4 separate regions of the Homo sapiens genome follow, and all the other regions are linked to region 2. A link is a loop called in an ENCODE intact Hi-C map of the cell type or tissue named here. Cell type or tissue: gastrocnemius medialis. All regions are shown on one strand.

The links. Hi-C counts contacts between places; a loop is a spot of excess contacts. Peaks named below come from ENCODE experiments on the same cell type or tissue, not always from the same donor. Only the 100,000 strongest peaks of a DNase experiment are listed, where the experiment ranks them.
Region 1: it touches region 2 in a loop (5-fold over the local background); 6 of 110 quality-filtered maps call a loop at or near these places.
Region 3: it touches region 2 in a loop (5-fold over the local background); 12 of 110 quality-filtered maps call a loop at or near these places.
Region 4: it touches region 2 in a loop (8-fold over the local background); 88 of 110 quality-filtered maps call a loop at or near these places.

What each region holds. Positions count from the first base shown.
Region 1 is chr22:17,782,898-17,787,897 of GRCh38, reverse strand. MICAL3 (microtubule associated monooxygenase, calponin and LIM domain containing 3) reads left to right here. Exons shown (of 32, transcript NM_015241.3): 32 at 1-249. Among named protein-coding and RNA genes, the nearest start is that of LINC00528, 8.1 kb to the right of the region's middle. RefSeq lists enhancers at 1,236-1,285, 2,536-2,645, 1-2,987. In gastrocnemius medialis, CTCF peaks have their summits at 932, 2,275 and 2,483 (motif pointing right); DNase peaks (open chromatin) are centred at 587, 967, 2,074 and 2,497; H3K27ac peaks cover 3,047 bases.
Region 2 is chr22:17,072,412-17,077,411 of GRCh38, reverse strand. No RefSeq gene overlaps it. Among named protein-coding and RNA genes, the nearest start is that of IL17RA, 10 kb to the left of the region's middle. RefSeq lists an enhancer at 910-1,079 and a silencer at 2,240-2,299. In gastrocnemius medialis, a CTCF peak has its summit at 2,313 (motif pointing left); a DNase peak (open chromatin) is centred at 2,256.
Region 3 is chr22:17,636,405-17,641,404 of GRCh38, reverse strand. BCL2L13 (BCL2 like 13) reads right to left here and starts at 2,648. Exons shown (of 7, transcript NM_015367.4): 1 at 2,519-2,648. RefSeq lists enhancers at 1,766-2,638, 2,407-2,686, 2,807-2,986, 3,037-3,086, 2,639-3,510 and 1 more. In gastrocnemius medialis, no CTCF peak of the experiment used is centred here; DNase peaks (open chromatin) are centred at 1,843 and 2,724; H3K4me3 peaks cover 3,134 bases; H3K27ac peaks cover 4,204 bases.
Region 4 is chr22:17,499,175-17,504,174 of GRCh38, reverse strand. CECR2 (CECR2 histone acetyl-lysine reader) reads right to left here. Exons shown (of 19, transcript NM_001290047.2): 4 at 4,626-4,765; 5 at 3,440-3,544; 6 at 1,044-1,093. Among named protein-coding and RNA genes, the nearest start is that of SLC25A18, 62 kb to the left of the region's middle. In gastrocnemius medialis, a CTCF peak has its summit at 2,290 (motif pointing right); no DNase peak of the experiment used is centred here; H3K27ac peaks cover 1,833 bases.

The sequences.
Region 1 (5,000 bases), 710 kb before region 2:
CCTGGGCTTGAGGATGCTGCACCCCGTGGGCTTCCAGGCCTGCCCAGATGATGCCTTCAGGCCTCTGTCCCTGGCGGCCATCCTCAGGCCGATTTTGACCAGCAATGATAGACTCTTCTTAACCCTTTCAAAATAAATTTTTCAGTGGGACAGAAAGGAGAGTTAAAAAACATTTTTTTAAAGGTGGTAACATCTGACCCACAAAGGGAATGGGTCTGTTTTATGCAAAATAAAAGTTTTTCAAATAAATAGTGTGTTTCTTAAGTCATTTTACTGTATTTTTCAGGTGGATGGTGTAGGTGCAAGGTATGACGCATCTAGCTCGTGCCTGGGTGCGTGCAAGACGGTTTAAAGAATACATGGTTTTTTTTAAGTTCGTGCTTTTTTTTAGTCCTCCATAATATCCTGGCTCAGCCACAACTGCTGTCACTTGAGTAAATGTCTTAGGCAGCCAAGTTTGAGAAGCAGCCACTCTTCAGACGAAGCCCCAGTAGCTTCTGGAAGGGAAGTGTGCTCTTTGAATTGGAGATACTCTGAGTCAGGGTGATGCTGTGGTCCTGGCAGCCCTCCTTCCAGCCCTGCCTGGCTCTGTCCTGCAGCACAGCTGACCCGGGAGTCCATGGCATGGGGTCTGCAGCACCCACGCCTAAACCTTTCAGATGTTTCAACGATCTCGAGGTCATTCAGTGCGTAGGGTCACTGCTCGTTAGCCTGAAAATTGTCCCCAGGAGATTACAGGGAACAGTCCTGGCCAGCTCCTCTTTCTTTGTTCTAAGAAGCCTCCGAGGCACGCCCCAGCTGTCTCTCTAACCCCTCCCTCGGTGTGTTGCATTGTTGGGAGCACGGCTGACCCTGTGACCATCCAGGGGCGCCATGCAGGGAGGGAAAGACCGCAGCAGCTCTGTGCACGTGAGCCACACCGCCTACAGGCAGCTAGAAGCCACTCAGTGGAAGCTGGCTCCCAGTCCTTCCAGCTGCGTTCCCAGCTATTCCAGAACAAAGAAAGGCCTGGCTGGGACAAATGTGGGCGTGTCAGGTAGAACAGAGGACAAAAATGGATGAGCAGCTCAAAGTGCATATCCTGTGGCCCTAGAGGACATCCCGTACAAGGAGAGCTGGGTCACTTGCCTGTTGGGAAAGGAAATGGGGCTTGGTAGTCACCTGACCCCCAGGCTCTTGTTCCTCAGAAGGGCTTGCTTGTCAGAGCTGCACCAGGCAGCCTTGGGCTGCAGTTCACAGCCACCTCAGGTGGCAGGAAATGATAAGTATTGCTTTAGGGAGGACACCAGAAAGGAAGGCTGCTGGGCCAGGCCAGAGCCACTGTCAGAAGCACACAAAAAGGCCACACGCCGTGGCGCACGCCTGTAATCCCAGCACTTCTGGAGACCGAGGCATGAGGGTCACCTGAGGTCAGGAGTTCAAGACCAGCCTGGCCAATATGGCGAAACCACGTCTCTACTAAAAATACAAAAATTAGCTGGGTGTGGTGGCACACTGGAGAGCCTGAGGCAAGAGAATTGCTTGAACCTGGGAGGTGGAGGTTGCAGTGAGCCAAGATTGTGCCACTGCACCCTGGGTGACAGTGAGACTCTGTCAAAAAAAAAAAAAAAAAAGTATAGGCTCTATCATTTTTAAATTTTAAAAACTATTTTAAAACAAAAAACAAGAAGCTCTTCTTTCATGAACCACCACATCTTTAACAGCTCCAAAGTCCCTCCTGAACCCTGAATCCTCACATAGTCCCATCTTAAGAATCAGCCAAAAATGAAGGGACAAGACATGCCATTTTATTCCATTTTATAAGCTGGCCACACTGGCCCACGTGCTAGACCCTCCCCTCTTCGTGTCCCCTGCTCGGATGACCTCCCCAGTGATGCCCAGTGAGGAGGGTGAGGCCATACCACCCAAACACTGGCCGGGGGCCGGAGCCTCCTGCCGCACACAGCACAGGAGCCTATGAGACCAGGCCCGTGGCCCTCCCAACAGCCTGTGGCTGCTCAGCTTCACCAGGAGCTTTTTCAGCAGCCTCTTCGTGTGCCCCCTGCCCCAAGGTCTTCCTGCAGCGGGGGCTTTGCCGGGGAAGGCAGAGGAGTCCAGTTGCTGTGGGTAGGCCACATGTGCCACAGCCACACTGCCAGAGAAGCCACCTACTGCCAGGACGGAGGAGGAAGACAGTCCCTGTGCTGCACACACAGCCCCTTTTCATGCCCCCGCGGCGTCCGAGCCACAGAGTGCACATCCAGTACTGGAGCAGGCTGTTTCCAGCCGTGGGGCCCAGGGTGGGGCCAGGGTGGGGTGGCTCAGGACTAGGTGGATGGGGCTGAGGGCCTCCCTGGACAGTCAACACCTGAACCGTGGTGAGGCTGCCAGTATTGAGTGGTCCCCAAAGTAGCCAGGGATAGCATCCTCCAGACGCGTAGGTGCGTGTGGAGCTACCTCGCGCAGCTGTGTGACACGAGACTGACTGAAGCTGCTGGTGTCTGCCCACCCACAAGAGGGCGGCAGGGAGCACAAGTTAGGTGAGCACCAGCTCGGTGTCCTGGCGGGATGTGTTCCTGTCTCTTCCCCCGACGTCAGCCTGGTCACAGCACTCACCCGGCCGGCGCCTCGCATTCCTCCCACCGACTTGGGACTGCTGACCAACTTAGGATGGGGGAGCACGTGGGAAGGCTGGAGGTTCCGGAGTCGGGCCCCGTGTAGATGCACAGATGCCTCCTGATGGGAGAACCCTAGGAGGACTCGGGAGGCAGCCCCCTGCAGCTCGAGGCCAGCCTCCCTGTTTCACGAACTTGCTGGGCCCCCGTGGAGTCCGTGTTCCCAGAGGGTTCAGCCGGCCCCATTGCCCCAGCCACCCCTCCACCCAGGCAGCAGGTCAGAGCTGGTGTCCCAGCAGCAGCTCCAGGGACAGGCCACGGGTCCCTGGGTCTTCACAAGGCCATCGTCAAGGATGAGGGATTTGTCCAGATGGGTGCTGGAGTGTCAGCGTTGAGGGGCTGCTCAACCCACAGGCACCCGGCCCAGCAGGCGAGAGGAGCCTCTCAGTGGTCAGCCCCCATGAGTGTCCAGGGCCTGCCTTTCTTTTCTTTTTTCTTTTTTCTTTTTTTTTTTTTTGAGACAGAGTTTTGCTCTTGTTGCCCAGGCTGGAGTGCAATGGCGCGATCTCGGCTCACCACAACCTCCGCCTCCCAAGTTCAAGTGATTCTCCTGCCTCAGCCTCCTGAGTAGCTGGGATTACAGGCACACGCCACCATGCCCGGCTAATTTTGTATTTTTAGTAGAGATGCGGTTTCTCCATGTTGGTCAGGCTGATCTCGAACTCCCGACCTCAGGTGATCCGCCCACCTCAGCCTCCCAGAGTGCTGGGATTACAGGCGTGAGCCACTGCGCCCGGCCCAGGGCCTGCCCCTCTAGCCCCCGGTTGTCTCCCCGGCAGAGTGGCTGCCAGGTCTTTCTCGGGAGAAAAGGAGAGAGAGGCACCTGGCAGCCAGCAGCTCCCTTTCCCCAGTGGGTCTCACTTCTTTTAAAAATGTTTTTAGAGAATTAAATACCTTTCAAAAATGTATCTCGGACCAAACTTGTTCCCTCGGGGGGCTGGGATGCCTTCCACCCGGAGGCCCCAGCACAGGGACCACCTGCCCAGCCAGACCGCCTCAGCAGGCAGCTCCTGCAGGTCCCGACTCTCTCGGCTCCTCCATGGCCAGTCATTCCCGCCCGTCCCCTGCGCTCTGTGTCTGTAGCTGCTAAGTTGCCGCTGCTGGCTGGTAAGAGAATTCTTCCTGTCCTTCCCCTGGTGTGGCCATGTATTTTGACAAGAAAAGACAAGCAGGAAATTGTCTTTTTCCCCAAGCTTCTTGCCCACGTCAAGGGCAGGCCTGCTCCACCAGCATCTGCCAATGCTTTGTTATCTCGGAGCAATCGCGTGCAGCTAATGGGAGGGGTCTCTGCTGTTGGAGAGGGTGGGATGGGAGGAGTCTCAGAATCAAGATCCAGGCAAGATCAGGGATAAAAAATTGGAAACCCACTTATTTCAAGCCAGGATTGTGATAAGAAGGACTTTGGTGAACAGCCCTAGGGTGAGGCCCACAAGCAGAAGCAATCGGATGGCACCAAAGACAGCACCGGCCCCCAGAACCCTGCAGAGCCTTGAGTAAGCGGGGAAGGCTTGCTGGCCTTCCCAGGCATGAGCATCCTATCCCTGGCCCCAGGGAGGGGGTAGTCTCTGCTCCCACCAGGTCAAGGTTTGGAGGAGGGTGAAGAACTTCGTGCATGAGACAAGGGGCATCAGAACAAGGTCCACCCCCAGCCTCCTCCCCCTAGCACCATCCTTTCCTCCTCCCTGGAGAGTCCTCCAAGGCCCCGGGGAGAACTAAAGCACAGCCACGCTCTTGGCAAGGCACCATGGCAGCAGAGCACGTAGGCGTAAGCACATGCAGTAGAGAGATTTGGTGTAGAGAAATAGAGATTAAGTAGGGCTAAGGCAGCTATAAACGTCATAGTTTTAGATGCATTTTCAGGTGCCAAAGAATTGCCCTTGGCTTTGAGAGCTGGACGGTGAGCTCAGCTGGGGCTGGGAGCCGGTGGCACCGTGTAGTACTGAAGCTTTCCCACACAGGGCCCAGGGGTGGCAGCGCCCCATCCAGGGAAGTCCCCTGGGTGGATCCGCCATTCAAAACTTTCCTGTCCTTTTCCTCCACGCCAGCGGAGATACAGGCTAAGACTCCCTAATGCAGGATTTCCTTTGAGCATCATGTCGGCAAAGATTCCAAAATCTGAAAAATTGAAACACCTCTGGTCCCAAGCATTCTAGATAAAGGGATACACACCCACCTGAAGGCCCCCCCCCCCCGCTTCTCCATCAGCACCTCTAAAGATGATCCCAAGAGCCTTCATCCCTCTCTCCAGGAAGATCTTTTACTGGAGGCCACATGCCTGTGAGAACCAAGCGCTAGACCAGGCGTCTGCCTGGCTGGCTGATGCCGGGTGCGGCTCTCCAAGCCTGT
Region 2 (5,000 bases):
CTCATGCCACACAGGTAGTCAGTGGCAGAGCCCAGGATAAAGAGAGCCAGATGGTGTGCTTGGTAAAGAAGTTAGAAGTTTTTAGCTCTCAGGCTAGGGGGTCTTCCTGTTGCATGAAGCCAGACTGAGAATAATTACATGCAGGAATAGCAATTAAATTTATATTTTAAAGAAAAGGTACATTGGTGGGGTGTGGTGACTCACACCTGCAATCCCAGCACTTTGGGAGGCTGAGGTGGGCAGATCACTTGAGGTCAGGAGTTCGAGACCAGCCTGGCCAACATGGTGAAACTCTGTCTCTACTAAAAATGTAAAAATTGGCCAGGCATGGTGGCTCACGCCTGTAATCCCAGCATTTTGGGAGGCCAAAGTGGGCGGATCAGGAAGTCAGGAGTTTGAGACCAGCCTGGCCAACATGATGAAATTCCGTCTCTACTAAAAATACAAAAATTAGCTGAGCGCGTGGCATGGTGGCGGGCGCTTGCAATCCCAGCTAGTCGGGAGGCTGAGGCAGGAAAATTGCTTGAACCTGGGATGCAGAAGTTGCAGTGAGCTGAGAACGCGCCACTGCACTCCAGCCTGGGTGACCCAGCAAGACTTCATCTCAAAAAAATTAGCCGGGCGTGGTGGCGGGTGCCTGTAATCCTAGTTACTCGGGAGGCTGAAGCGGGAGAATCATTTGAACCCAGGAGGCATAGGTTTCAGTGAGCCAAGATCACACCACTGCACTCCAGCCTGGGTAACAGAGTGAGATTCCGTCTCAGAAAAAAGAAAAGAAAAGAAAAGAAAAGGTACATTGAGATTTGAAGAAACAGAGGAGAGGGTTGTAGGTGACTGACTAGAAATAATGTTACGGGAGGAAGAGTGAATGATGTGGTGAAGGGTATAGAACTATGAGAAAGTCCTTGTCAATCACATGGCTAGAGAATGGTGATCACTGAAAAGGAGGTAAAATATAAAAACATTTGCAGAATATTTCTCAATCGAAAATTTTACTAGGGGTTCTAAAATGGTGCTGCGGAAGCAAGCTGGCTTTACTTCCCCAACAGAAAACTGAAAAGAAACACATAGCACCAAGATCATCACCAGCAATGTTCCAGAACTCAAATATGAAGATGAGAGTTCCTGGGGCCACATATGAAAAAAACTTTGAGACATTGTCAAGAGAATCAGACTTAAAGAAAATTTTTTTTAAAGACGGGGTCTCGCTCTATTGCCCAGGTTGGAGTGCAGTGGCTCACTGCAACCTGTACTTCCCGGGTTCAAGCAATTCTCCTGCCTCAGCTTCCTGAGTAGCTGGGGTTACAAGTGTGCGCCACCACGCGTGGGTAATTTTTGTATTTTTAGTAGAGACAGATTTCACCATGTTGGCCAGGCTGGTCTTGAACTCCTTACCTCAGGTGATCTGCCTGCCTCGGCCTCCCAAAGTGCTGAGATTACAGGTGTGAGCCACTGTGCCTGGCTGAGACTCAGACTTCTATATCCATCATGCCCCTCCCTCAAATCTGCCCCACACCAAGCGTGCAGAAAACTCGCTGACTCATGCATTCTTCACTGGAAAAAGTGAGATCGAGATGGCCAGCCAGCTTCTCCATCATCGTGGGTTCACTGGCAGGAAACCTGTCCCTGACTCAACCCACAGAAAGCAACCCACAGAAAGGTTGAGTCCCTGACTCAACCCACAGAAACTCAACCCACAGAAAGGCACAGAAAGAAAGTGTGCCTGGAATAAGAAATATCCCAGAGGACAGCCAGAGACAGAGTAGGGAGGCAGGACCACCATCCCCAGCCCTGGACACTCTGCTCTAATTTGGCCAAAGGAGACAGCAAATCAGCGTGGCTGTTAAGCAGCACCATGTGGTAGGTTTGTTCCACAGGTCCCCTGGGCACAACCCCTAACCATCCTTCCCACACTACTGAAATGTCCCCTTTGAGACCTCCCTTATCCTGATGGGTGGCACTCTTTTGTTTTGAGATGGAGTCTCACCCTGTCACCAGGCTGGAGTGCAGTGGCACGATCTTGGCTCACTGCAACCTCTGCCTCCCGGGTTCAAGCGATTCCCCTGCCTCAGCCTGCCGAGTAGCTGGGACTACAGGCGCGTGTCACCACGCCCAGCTAATTTTTGTATTTTCAGTAGAGACAGGGTTTCACCATGTGGGCCAGGATGGTCTTGATCCCTTGACCTCGTGATCCGCCCACCTCAGCCTCCCAAAGTGCTAGGATTACAGGCATGAGCCACAGCGCCAGGCCGGGTGGCACTAATTGCTTTCCAGAACCAAGGCAAACCTGGGCTTATGCCACCATCTAGTGTCAAAAAGGAGGCAGTGACCTAGCTGGAAAAAAAGAAAAATAAAATAAATAAATAAATAAATAAAACCAACAGGTAAATTAAAAATAAAAACCCCAAGCAAACATATCAAATAAAAACTGAAACAAGCCAGACAGAGAAGATTGAAATAAATAACAAATCCTTTAATGCAAAGACATAGACTCACATCACAGGAAACAATAGCAAAGAAGGAATCATGACTCCAAATGGACAAAGTGAGGAACCAGTGACTGACCTTAATGAGTCAGCAATCTGTGAACCTCTGACCAAGAATTCAAAATATCTGTTTTGAGAAAACTCAGTGATATCCAAGATAACATACAAAAGTAATTCAGAAATTTACAAGAGAAATTTAATACAGAGATTGAAATTTTGAATAATCAAACAGAAATCTTGGAGCTGAGAAATAAATTCACTCAACTAAAAAATTCATGGCCAGTCGTGGTCGCTCACACCTGTAATCCCAGCACTTTGGGAGGCCAAGGTGCCTGAGCTCAGGAGTTCGAGACCAGCTTGGGCAACATGGTGAAACCCCGTCTCTACTAAAATACAAAAAATGAGCTGGGCATGGTGGCATGCGCCTGTAGTCCCAGCTACTCGGGAGGCTGAGGCAGACGTATTACTTGAACCCAGGAGGCGGAGGTTGCAGTGAGTCAAGATCATGCCACTGCACTCTAGCCTGGGCGACAGAGTGAGACTCTGTCTCTGAAAAAAAAAAAAAAAATCATTAGAGGCTCTCAACCAGCGAAATGAATCAAGCAGAGGGAAAAAACCAGCAAGCTCAAAGACAGGCTTCTAAAAAATACACAGAGGAGCAAAAACAAAAAAAGAATAAAATGCAATAAAAATTGTCTCCTAAATATAGAAAATTACCTCAAAAGACCAAATCTAAGAATTCTTGGTGTTCAAAAGGGAGTTGAGCAAGAGCAAAGGGTGGAAAGCTTATTCAAAATCAAACACGGACACTCAAAAAACTTTCCAAACTTGAGAAAGAGACAAATAGCCACATACAAGAAGATCAGAGAACACCAAACAGGTTCAACCCAAATAAGACTACCAAAAGGCATATAATAACGAAATGCTCAATGGTCAAGGGTAAAGAAAGGATTCTAAAAGCAGCAAGAGAAAAGAAGCAAATAACATATAAAAAAGCTCCAATTTGTCTGGCAACAGATTTCTCAATTGGAACTATACAGATCAGAAGGGAATGGGATGGCATTTTCAAAGTGCTGAAAGAAAAAAACTGCCATTTAAGAATACTGTATTGGAAAAGTGTCCCTTCAAATATGGAGAGGACATAAAGTCTCTTCTGGACAAACAAAAGATGAGAGTTCACTACCACCAGACCTGTGTTACAAGAAGTGCTAAGGAGAATTCTTCAATCAGAAAGAAAGAAAAAAAAAACACTAACATGCAAAAAGAAAATATGTAAAGGTATGAAACCTGCTGGTAAAATTAAGTACATGAACAAACCCAGAATACTCTAATACTATAATTTCAATGTGCAATCTACTCATAACTAGTATGCAGCCCAAAAGACAAATCTATCAAAAACAACAATACCTACAGCAATCTGTTAGGAGATGGACATTATAGAAATACACATACATTGAGACAACATAAAGTCAGAATGTGGGGGATGGAGTTAAATTGTAAAGTTAAACTCTTTTTTCCGTGTTCATTTTTATTTTCTTTAAGCTGTTATCTCTTTAAAATAACCTGTTATATCTATAAAATGTTTTTGGTAAGCCTCATGGTAATCACAATGCACAAACCTGAAATAGATTCATTAAAAATAAAAGCAATGAGTTAAAACATACTACCAGAGAATATCACTTAACCTCAAAGAAAGACAGGACTAAAGAAAGATAGGAAGAAAGAAAGAAAGGAAGCAAGGAGTTACAAAACGATCAGAAAACAAGCAACAAAATGGCAGTAGTAATAATATCAATAATAACCCTGCATGTAAATGGACTCAATTCTCCAATTAAAAGCCATGGGTTGGCTGACAGGATAAAGAAACAAGACCCAACTATATGCTGCCTACAACAAACCCATCTCACCTATAAAGACACACCAAGACTGAAAGTGAAGGGATAGCAAAAGACATTCCATGCAACTGGAAGCCAACAAAGAGCAGGAGTAGTTATTCTTATATCAGATAAAATAGACTACAAATAAAAGACTGTAAAAAGAGATAAAGAAGGTCACTATAGAGCCTTGGACAATACACAACACATGGAAACAAAACAACATGCTCTTGAACAATCAATAGGTCAATAAAGAAATTAAGAAGGAAATTTTAAAAAGTTGAAACAAATGGAAATGGAAATACAACAAGCCAAAATCTATGGGATACAGCAGAAGCAGTAACAAGAGGGATGTTTATAGCAATAAATGCCTATAAGAAAAAAGTAGATTCCAAACACTGTGAAATCAAGAAAAAAAAAGGTAGAAAGACTTCATATAAACAACCTAATGATGCACCTCAAGGCACTAGAAAAGCAAGAGCAAACCAAAGCCAGAATTAGGAGGAAAGAAATAATAAAGATCAGGGAACTAAATGAAATTGAGACTAAAGAAATTACAAATAATCAATGAAACAAAAAGTTGGCTTTTTGAAAAGATAAACAAAATAAACCTTTAGCTAAACTAAGAAAAAAAGAGCAA
Region 3 (5,000 bases), 560 kb before region 2:
AGAACAAGAAAAAAAAATAAACCAATCTGAAAATACCACCCACCCCCACTTTGTATATATATTAAACAAGAACTCTTGGTGAACATTTATTTGGAATAAGATACAAATCAAAATCCTGTCTAAAAAATGATAAATGCAGACTGGAACTAAGTGAATGTTTAACACTTGTGTTTTGTATGCCTGAAGTATTTCACAATAAAATACATATCTATTTAGGCCGGGCGCAGTGGCTCATGCCTGTAATCCCAGCACTTTGGGAGGCCGAGGCGGGCAGATCGCGAGGTCAGGAGATCGAGACCATCCTGGCTAACACGGTGAAACCCCGTCTCTACTAAAAATACAAAAAATTAGCCTGTCGCGGTGGCGGGCACCTGTAGTCCCAGCTACTCGGGAGGCTGAGGCAGGAGAATGGTGTGAACTCAGGAGGCAGAGCTTGCAGTGAGCCGAGATCGTGTCATTGCACTCCAGCCTGGGCGACAGAGCGACACTCCGCCTCAAAAAAAAAATATATATATATATATAAAAAATTAATAAACAAACATATATATATTTTTTGAGTCAGGGTCTCTGTCATCCAGACTGAAGTACAGTGGAGCAATCACAGCTCACAGCAGCCTTGATCTCCCGGGCTCAAGCAGTCCTCCCTCTCGCCTCAGTCTTCCAAGTAGCTGGGACCTATGCCTGGCTAATTTTTTTTTTTTTTAATTTTTTGTGAAGACAAGGTCTCCTTATGTTGCCCAGGCTGGTCTCGAACTCCCGGGCTCAAGCAATGCTCCTGCCTGAGCCTCCCAAAGTGCTGGGATTACAGTGAGCCATCGCAAACAGCCAAATGAAATGTTGTTAATGATTATTACTGTTGCAAACCACTTGTCCTAAAAGCTTAATGTGTGTGATATTTAATACATGTTGATTAGATTATGTGCTAGTAAACACAAGTCTGTTTTTTTACAAGACTGGTTAGATATAGCCTTAGGCATCTTTCAATTGAATTCAACTACTGGTCCTTGCTGTAGGAGACAACTAAAAATAAAATAAAAAGTGAATCCAACTACTGAATATACTCTTCCACATAAAAAATGAGCCATTGGAAAAAAAATACAGAACAGTACCTGACCATTCCTAGTAAAAAGATTTTCAATACCCTTAACTGCCTATTACCAAATGAAGAATACTTCACTTGGGGGAGAGAGGGTGTTAAAAATGAAAATAATACTTCATGCGGTGGCGCGGGGGTGGTTGAAAAAAAGGTATCACCGTGCGCGGTGGCTCACGCCTGTAATCCCAACACTTTGGGAGGCTGAGGCGGGGGGATGACCAGAGATTGGGAGTTCGAGACCATCCTGACCAACATGATGAAACCCCGTCTCTACTAAAAATACAAAATTAGCCCCGCGTGGTGGCGCATGCCTGTAATCCCAGCTACTCGGGAGGCTGAGGCAGGAGAATGGCTTGAACCCAGGAGGCGGAGGTTGCGGTAAGCTGAGATCGCGCCATTGCACTCCAGCCTAGGCAACAAGAGGGAAACTCTGTCTCAAAAAAAAAAAAAAAGAAAGAAGGTATCTGAAGGGTGTGGCAACTCATCCAAGGTCACACTAGTCAGGGCAGAGAGCAACATTCTGCTTTATACTAAACCTCCAGAGGAAATCTTATAATTTCGCCAAAGAAGTTTTTGTTTTGTTTTACGCAACAACAACAAAAAAATAAAAGTAAGGAGGGAGGGCTCTCAGCTTAGTTCAAACTTCTAAACAGAGACAGTGAGATAGCTATTTTGAATAAACAAACACTTGTGCAGGGAGTGGCTAAGAGCTAACCAAAGCCAGCAGTCAACAGCATGTGAACAACTGGCCAGATCCGTCCGATTTTCAACGCTAGGTTAGAGCCTCCACTCAGAAAGTCGGTTATGAAGGCAAGAAATAGGATCTTTACAGAATGTTGGGAGGATAAATCAAAGGGGGAAAATGACTCCGTGTGAACTGTACTGCCTCCAAGGGCAAGAAGGCAGTTTTTTTCTGAAAAAATAGGTGTCAGAACAGCAGTGAATTAAGGTTAAGAAACAAGACTTCTAACAATCTCTGAGAAGAAACGACTAAGACTGGCAAAGCTAATCTTCCAGTGTTCTAAGTGAATCGCAGGAAAACCTTTCCCTCAACCAAAAAGAAGTCGCCGTTCCCCAGTTTAGCCCTAAAAATGGACCCGGGTTTTCCACGTGAAGCTGTCTGTGGGGAAGGACAGCGGCGTGGAGCCAGGGCCGAGCTCCTCCGCCTCCGGCACCCCACGCCGGAAGAAGCCTGCTCAGCGGCGGGGCCGCGCGGCCAGGTCCGGTCACGGTGAAGCGGACCCCTAAGCTCCGAGCACCTTCGGGCGAAGGAGCGCCGGTGTAGACACACACACTCAAACTCACGCGTCGTCGGAACCACTGGGGAGTCGGTGGCTCGATACGGTCTCTGGGCACTTTCCTACCCAGGTGAAAACCACCTCCTCACCCAGCTCAGCCTTCCCGGAACCCCACTCCCCTCACCTGGCCCTGGCCCCTGCCCCAGAAGAGATGAAAGAGGCGGCGGCGGCAGTTGCTTCCGACAGGGTCCCCCAGCGGCGGTGAGTGCTCCGACCCGCGGCCCTAATCTACCGCCGCCGCCATGTTGGAGGGTGAGGTCACCCCGGCGTGCCTTCGTCACGGCCGGCGTCGGGGCGGGACCTGAACTACCTGACATCCGGAACGGTATCCGGAGCGGAAGGACCGACCAACGGAGGCCCCGGAGGTCTCTCCGTCCAGATGTGACCTGAAGACCCAAACCCTCCTAGCCCGCCCAAATCTGATTGCGACGTTCGGAAGTTCCGTCTCTCAGATCATTTCCGGAGTCGAGGGGTTGGGATTCTGACCGGCTGGTCGCTGTGTTGGAGGAAGGGCAGGCGATTCCAGGGAAAGAAGCCTTGCTGCATGCACAGGCTATGTTCAGTTCCACAAACATGTATTGCGTTTCAAGTGTTTGCCAAGGGAGCAGGTCAAATAAGTATCTACACAGTCACGACAGCCTCGATGTTCGCCACTAGTTGGGGCAGATGGTCCTTGAAGGTTGGGAAGGAATTCCGGGGAGGGAATATAGCGGGGTGGTGTAGAGAGGTCCTCCTAGGCGAAGGGAACTGGCTGAGCAGAGGCGCCAGGGCATGAAGGAAGTCTTAACTAGTAACCCGCTTTTGTTAACAGTACCTGGAACACACAGCGCCTGGAACATACTTAACTTGTATTAATGGATGTTTGTTTACTTGAATCCGAGAGTTCTTTGGAGGAGTATCGGAAGGTATCTAGGAGAGAGGATACAGTGTGTTTTAGGGAGATCAAATTGCCCGTGGTGTGTGTACTGAATTGGAACAAGGAGGGCATTGACAATAAGGAGTTAGAAGACTGAGCCAGATCAGAAGTGATAAAATCCTGATGGGGAGTGACTGCCAGTGGATACAGAGTTTCTTTTTGGGGTGATGGTGGCACGACTCTTTGAAATACTGAAAACTACTGAATTGTACACTATAGGTGAATTCTATGTTATGAGATCTATATCTCAACAAGGCTATTCTAAAGGAAGTGATAAAAGAGTTGAACTGCTATTGTGGGGCTGGTGCCACAGGATGCTTTTTAAGCCCGAGTGACTGAGGAAAGGATGGTGCCATTAATAGGGACATAAAGTTTTGCAAAGGAAAGGCTTAGTGACCTTGGAAAACTAATAGTACAGGCCGGGTGTGGTGGATCACTCCTGTAATCCCAGCACTTTGAGAAGCCAAGGTGGGCGGATCACTTGAGGTCAGGAGTTTCAGACCTGCCTGGCCAACATGGTGAAACTCCCCATCTGTACTAAAAACACAAAAAATTAGCCAGGTATGGTGTCACGCGCCTGTAATCCCAGCTACTTGGGAGGCCGATGCAGGAGAATCGCTTGAGCCTGGGAGGCAAAGGTTGCAGTGAAATGGGTAACCAAAAATGAAGACTTTTTTTTTTTTTTTTTGAGGCAGAGTCTCACTCTGTCGCCCAGGCTGGAGTGCAGGGGCGCGATCTCAGCTCACTGCAACCTCTGCCTTTCGGGTTCAAGCGATTCTCCTGCCTCAGCCTCCCAAGTAGCTGGGATTACAGGCACCCACCACCATGCCCAGCTAATTTTTGTATTTTTAGTAGAGGCAGAGTTTCTCCACGTTGGTTAGGCTGGTCTTGAACTCCTGACTTCAGGTGATCCACTCGCCTTGGCCTCCCAAAGTGCTGGGATTACAGACGTGAGCCACCGTGCCTGGCTTTTTAAAAATTTTTAATAGAGACGGGGTCTCACCATGTTGGCCAGGCTAGTCTCCTACTCCTGACCTCAAGAGATCCGCCTGCCTCAGCCTCCCAAAGTGCTGGGATTACAGGGGTGCGCCACCGCGCCCGGCCCTAATTTTACTTTTAAGGTCTGTGCAGTTCACTGTATGTACACTTTACCTAAAAAAACTTTCAAAAATGTAACATGCAATAATTTATTTTGGGAGGTACTTATGTTACCAATTTGGTACATACTTAAGTTCATTTCTTTCACATTGCTCTCAGTCTTTTCCTTTATTTATTTATTTATTTTTTATTATTATTTTCTCGAGACAGAGTCTTGCTCTGTCACCCAGGCTGTAGTGCAATGGCGCGATCTCAGCTCACTGAACCTCACCTCCTGGGTTCAAGCGATTCTCCTGCTTCAGCCTCCTGAGTAGCTGGGATTACAGGCACCCACCACCACACCTGGCTAATATTTTTTTTTTGTATTCTTAGTAGAGATAGGGTTTCGCCATGTTGGCCAGGCTGGTCTCCAACTCTTGGCCTTGGGTGATCACCCCTCTCGGCCTCCCAAAGTGCTGGGATTACAGTCGTGAGCCACCATGCCTGGTCTTATTTATTTTTTTAGAGACAAGGTGTCGCTTCTGTTACCCAGCCTGGAGTGCAGTGGTACAATCATACCTCACTGCATCATGGACCTCCTGGGCTCACAATT
Region 4 (5,000 bases), 430 kb before region 2:
GGCTCTAATTCCTGAGCTCAAGTGATCTGCCTGCTTCGAACTCCCAAAGTGCTGGGATTACAGGTGTGAGCCACTGCACCTGGCCTACTTTTAAATTTTATTTATTTATTTATTTATTTATTTATTTAGAGGCAGAGTCCTGCTCTGTTGTCCAGGCCGGAGTTCAGGGGCACCATCTCAGCTCACTGCAGCCTCCGCCTCCTGGATTCAAGTGATTCTCCTGCCTCAGCCTCCCGAGTAGTTGGGATTACAGGTGCCTGCCACCACGCCCAGGTAATTTTTGTATTTTTAGTAGAGATGGGGTTTCACAATGTTGGCCAGGCTGGTCTCGAACTCCCGACCTCAAGTGATCCATCCACCTCGACCTCCCAAAGTGCTGGGATTACAGGCATGAGCCGCCACAATGGCCTCTTTTTGACTTTAAAGTTGACAATGTATACTTCTGGTTTTCCTGTTAAAGTCATTGTTAACAACTAAAAAAAAATGTAATGTCTAAAGGCAATACAAATATAACTACTGTGAATTTAACAAGATAGATATTCACAGTCTAGAAATGATTAAATATATTGACAGAAATGGTTTTGATTTTGAGTCTTTGCTGAGTCTACCCTGCCTCAACTACACTGTGCAAACTGGTATGTGCCTCCCATTTTTATGTTATTTGGATTACAAAATTAAAATCTAGGTAGGAAACCAGTATGTAGTAAACCTATAAGGAAACCATTGTGTCATGAAGCACTGACATTAAAAAGACCTCTCTTTGAGAAGCTGGTTATTCACTCCAACGTTAAGGTGTCTATTACACTGTCCCCAGTAAACAGGGCACTAGTGAAAAGATCTAGTTCTGATCTTAATCCTTAGTCAGATGATGAGCTGGGCACAGGATAAGGTGTGAGGAGGAGAACTGAAGAAGAGTACAGGGGGTAGGTAAAAGGCTATTGCAATAACCTTTACTTTGTATGACTCTAGAAAAAGAGTCAACACCCTAGCATAAATGAATCATATTTATTTAATTCTTTCTAAATGCCAGTAAAGAACATTACCATGTCTTGTCTGTGGCTCGGATGCCAAGGAATTTTCTTCCTGCTTTTCACTGAAACACAGGAAAAAGAGGTGCCAATTAAAACAAAGACAGGTCCAAAATTGTTCTGTGCCACCCCAGGATGGTAGAACCCATTAATTTAACACAAAGAGAGTGTATGTGTGTGTGTTAAGGGGACAAGGCTTGGAGGCGGAACGCTGAATAAATGAACACTAAGATGCAGGCATGCTGGTCTAGGAGGGAAGTACTGACATACAGCTACCCTATGTTATGGCAACAGTATCAATGCATAAGAAAACAGTAACTTTTATTTTTTATTTTTATTTTTTTGAGACGGAGTCTTGCCCTGTCACTTAGGCTGGAGTGCAATGGCGCGATTTCAGCTCACTGCAACCTCCGCCTCCCAGGTTCAAATGATTCTCCTGCCTCAGCCTCCTGAGTAGCTGGGACTATAGGCACCCGCCACCAGGTGCAGCTAATTTTTGTATTTTTTAGTAGAGACGGGATTTCACCATGTTGGCCAGGCTGGTCTTGAACTCCTGACCTCATGATCTGCCTGCCTTGGCCTCCCAAAGTGTTGGGATTACAGGCGTGAGCCACCGTGCCCAGCCAGAAAACAGTAACTTTTAAAGCTTTTTTTGGAAATCAAACAGATGCACTGTTTTTTTTGTTTGTTTGTTCTTGTTTTTTATCACTGCTCCAGTCAAGAGAGAGATGCAACTGTTAATAATTAAATGCCAAGAAAAAAGAACTGTAGGGATTCCAATGTCCTCCTCCCTGATTCAGGGCCGCACTGAAGACAGGTGTATTTATTATAATTGATCCTTACCTAAGGCAGAGGGTTAAGAGCATGGGCTCCGAAGGGGGAATGCCTCTATTCAAGCTGTGCCACTTACAATGTGACCTCAGGAAAGTTAATTAACTTTCCCCCAAAATGGAGCTATTAATAGTGCCTACCTCACAGGGACGTTGGAGATTAAATGACAAAATGCAAAGTGTATAACGCATTAGGATGAAGTATCATTTTCACTTGTATCCCTGAAACAGAAAGGACACTCTGTGGACTTTTCGCTTGTTTTCGATTAAAGTTTCTATGAGAATGAAAATGTTCTATATTGGCATTATCCAATAAACCATGTGGCTGCTGAGCATCTGAAACGTGGCCAGCGTGAACCAGAAACTGAATTTTAAATTTAATGAAAAAATATTTAAATACTGGCTTACACACACAGCTCTAAAGGAAAAAAGTCACCAGTAGAGGGTAGCACAAGTCCATGGATGCTTGTTAAAATGATTCTACAGTCCCAACCCTAAGCTACTGTGATTCTTGATACTTATGGGGAAACGGAGACAGGTATCATGCAGCTTTCTGAATATCGAAGGACGTGTGAAATCCTAACAAACCCGGAAACAGGTGTTGATACATAAAACGTTAAGTAATTACAGGACATTTGTCACAGAAACGGATAAGCAAGAAATAGGCAGCTGCAATCTGAAGCTGAACTTCTGTAAAGTTAAGTGGATGCTGATTGAGTTAAAATCAGGATCTGAGTGATCTACATTCTTTTTTTTTTTGAGATGGAGTATCGCTGTGTCGCCCAGGCTGGAGTGCAGTGGCATAATCTCGGCTCACTGCAAGCTCTGCCTCCCAGGTTCACGTCATTCTCCTGCCTCAGCCTCCCGAGTAGCTGGGACTACAGGCACCCGCCACCACGACTGGCTAATTTTTTGTATTTTTAGTAGAGACGGGGTTTCACCGTGTTAGCCAGGATGGTCTCGATCTCCTGAGTGATCTATATTCTTAATCTGATTTCCCAGAAATATTTCTTAGTGGTTAAAAAGTGACAGGGTGAAATTCAGCCTAACTCAAGCATTTAGATTAAGTAGGAAGGGAAGAAGCCACTTGTCCTGAGTTATCAGAATTTTTAAGAATACAGCCTCACTTCAATAGGCTTAGTGATAGAGCTGATCCTTAAGTAAAAAGTGTATTTACACAGCATAGGTCAGATTTTGAAAAGTCCTATAGCAAGATTCACATGGTGAAATTTCCTAGAAGATAATGACATATAAAAGAAAATCCCCCAAGTATCTTTCTTTGCTAAAATTAAATATAAAATTGAAGAATGAAAAAAACTGTCTTGTTCAATATAATCCTCATTAAGTGCACATCCATCGTCTAGTAAGAGGACTCGCTTAGAGAGGGGAGGTGACTTGCCAGATGTCACACACTAAGGGCTTCCTGACTGTACTGCACATGTGGTAATTTCATAAGGACTCAGTTTCAGGTTGCTATAATAATGTGCTTCCCATGGCACAGGCAAAATAAAGAAAAAGGAATAAATGAATTAAGGTCCCTTCTGCCATGGTCTATGACCACAACTAACAAGATTTTCTTACCTCAACAGAATCTCCTCCTGCAGTTTCTTCCGTTTTGGGGGTCTTCCTCTTCTTTTTCCCGTTTTTCCAGGAATACTTGAGACATTTTTTTGTCCTTCACTTTCCCTAATAAATAATATTAAATAGAAATGTTCTGGCACAGGATTGGCATTGCTACATATGATTTTAAAACAGTATTTCTGGCCATGAGATTACCAAAAAGGATTAAATGTAGCAGTGAAAGGAAAAGGGAACAGCAACTTCCAGTCTTCATTATTAGACTGTGGATCTGAGGAAAACTAACATTTTGCAATACTAAAATGTGCTTAAGATCTAACTAACACCTTCCGAAGAGTAAGCATTCTCCTAGCAGTAAGAAAGCCTAAATAAGAGGTTAGCATTGTTTTGGGATGCTATGGAAATGCGGCCTCTTCCTTACTTAGTAAAGCTTATGTTTCAGGCATCATTTAAATTCCTTCTGTTCTTAAACTGATGGATACTAACGTTCATAAACTACATCATTAAATTCTTTTTTTTTTTTTTTTTTTGATGGAGTCTCGCTCTGTCGCCCAGGCTGGAGTGCAGTGGTGCGATCTCGGCTCACTGCAAGATCAGCCTCCCGGGTTCACACCATTCTCCTGCCTCAGCCTCCCGAGTAGCTGGGACTACAGGTGCCCGCCACCACGCCTGGCTAATTTTTTGTATTTTTAGTAGAGACAGGGTTTCACCGTATTAGCCAGGATGGTCTCGATCTCCTGACCTCGTGATCCGCCCGCCTCGGCCTCCCAGAGTGCTGGGATTACAGGCATGAGCCACTGCGCCTGGCATAAACTACATCATTAATTCTAGTCGAAATAAGGAGATCTCAAGGACTGATGATGCAAGATGAAATTGTTACTGCAGTGAAATGATTGTGCTGCTGAGAAGAAACCTGCTATATTAAAATAGCCTGTGGCAAGAGGAGTGGCATTTCTCAGAAACCTCCTATCAAGAACTTCAGATTAAAAAAGTATATTTAACCCCTCTGGTAGCAGAGAATTAATTCCTTTTTGTTTTTGCATGAAGTATCTCCTTACCATCTCTTTGCAGGCATGCTTAGAGAATTCCTTCATTAGGAAAAAAAAATTGTGCTGTAGAATTCTGATGCATTTAATCTTAATGACATTTTAATACAGTAGCTATCATGCCCTAACACTGAAGAACATACCTGCTCAAAGAGAGTTCTCCATTGGATTTTCCTTGCACCGGGTCCTCTTTGTACATTCGTGTTCCATAGAAATACCAATATAGTGCCCCAGAATTGTCTTCACCCAATGGCTCCACACGGAGACTGTCTGCATCCAGGCCCTACACAGAGCACGGAAAAGGGGTTTGGGGAAATGGGGAACAAAACGCACCAGGAAAAAACCAGAACGAGGATTCCAAATTTACACGTAAGCATAACTCAAATCTAAAAATGCCCAAGTATCGCTGGGCGTGGTGGCTCACGCCTGTAATCCCAGCACTTTGGGAGGCTGAGGCGGGCAAATCATGGGGTCAGGAGTTCAAGACCAGCCTGGCCAACATGGTGAAACCCCACCTC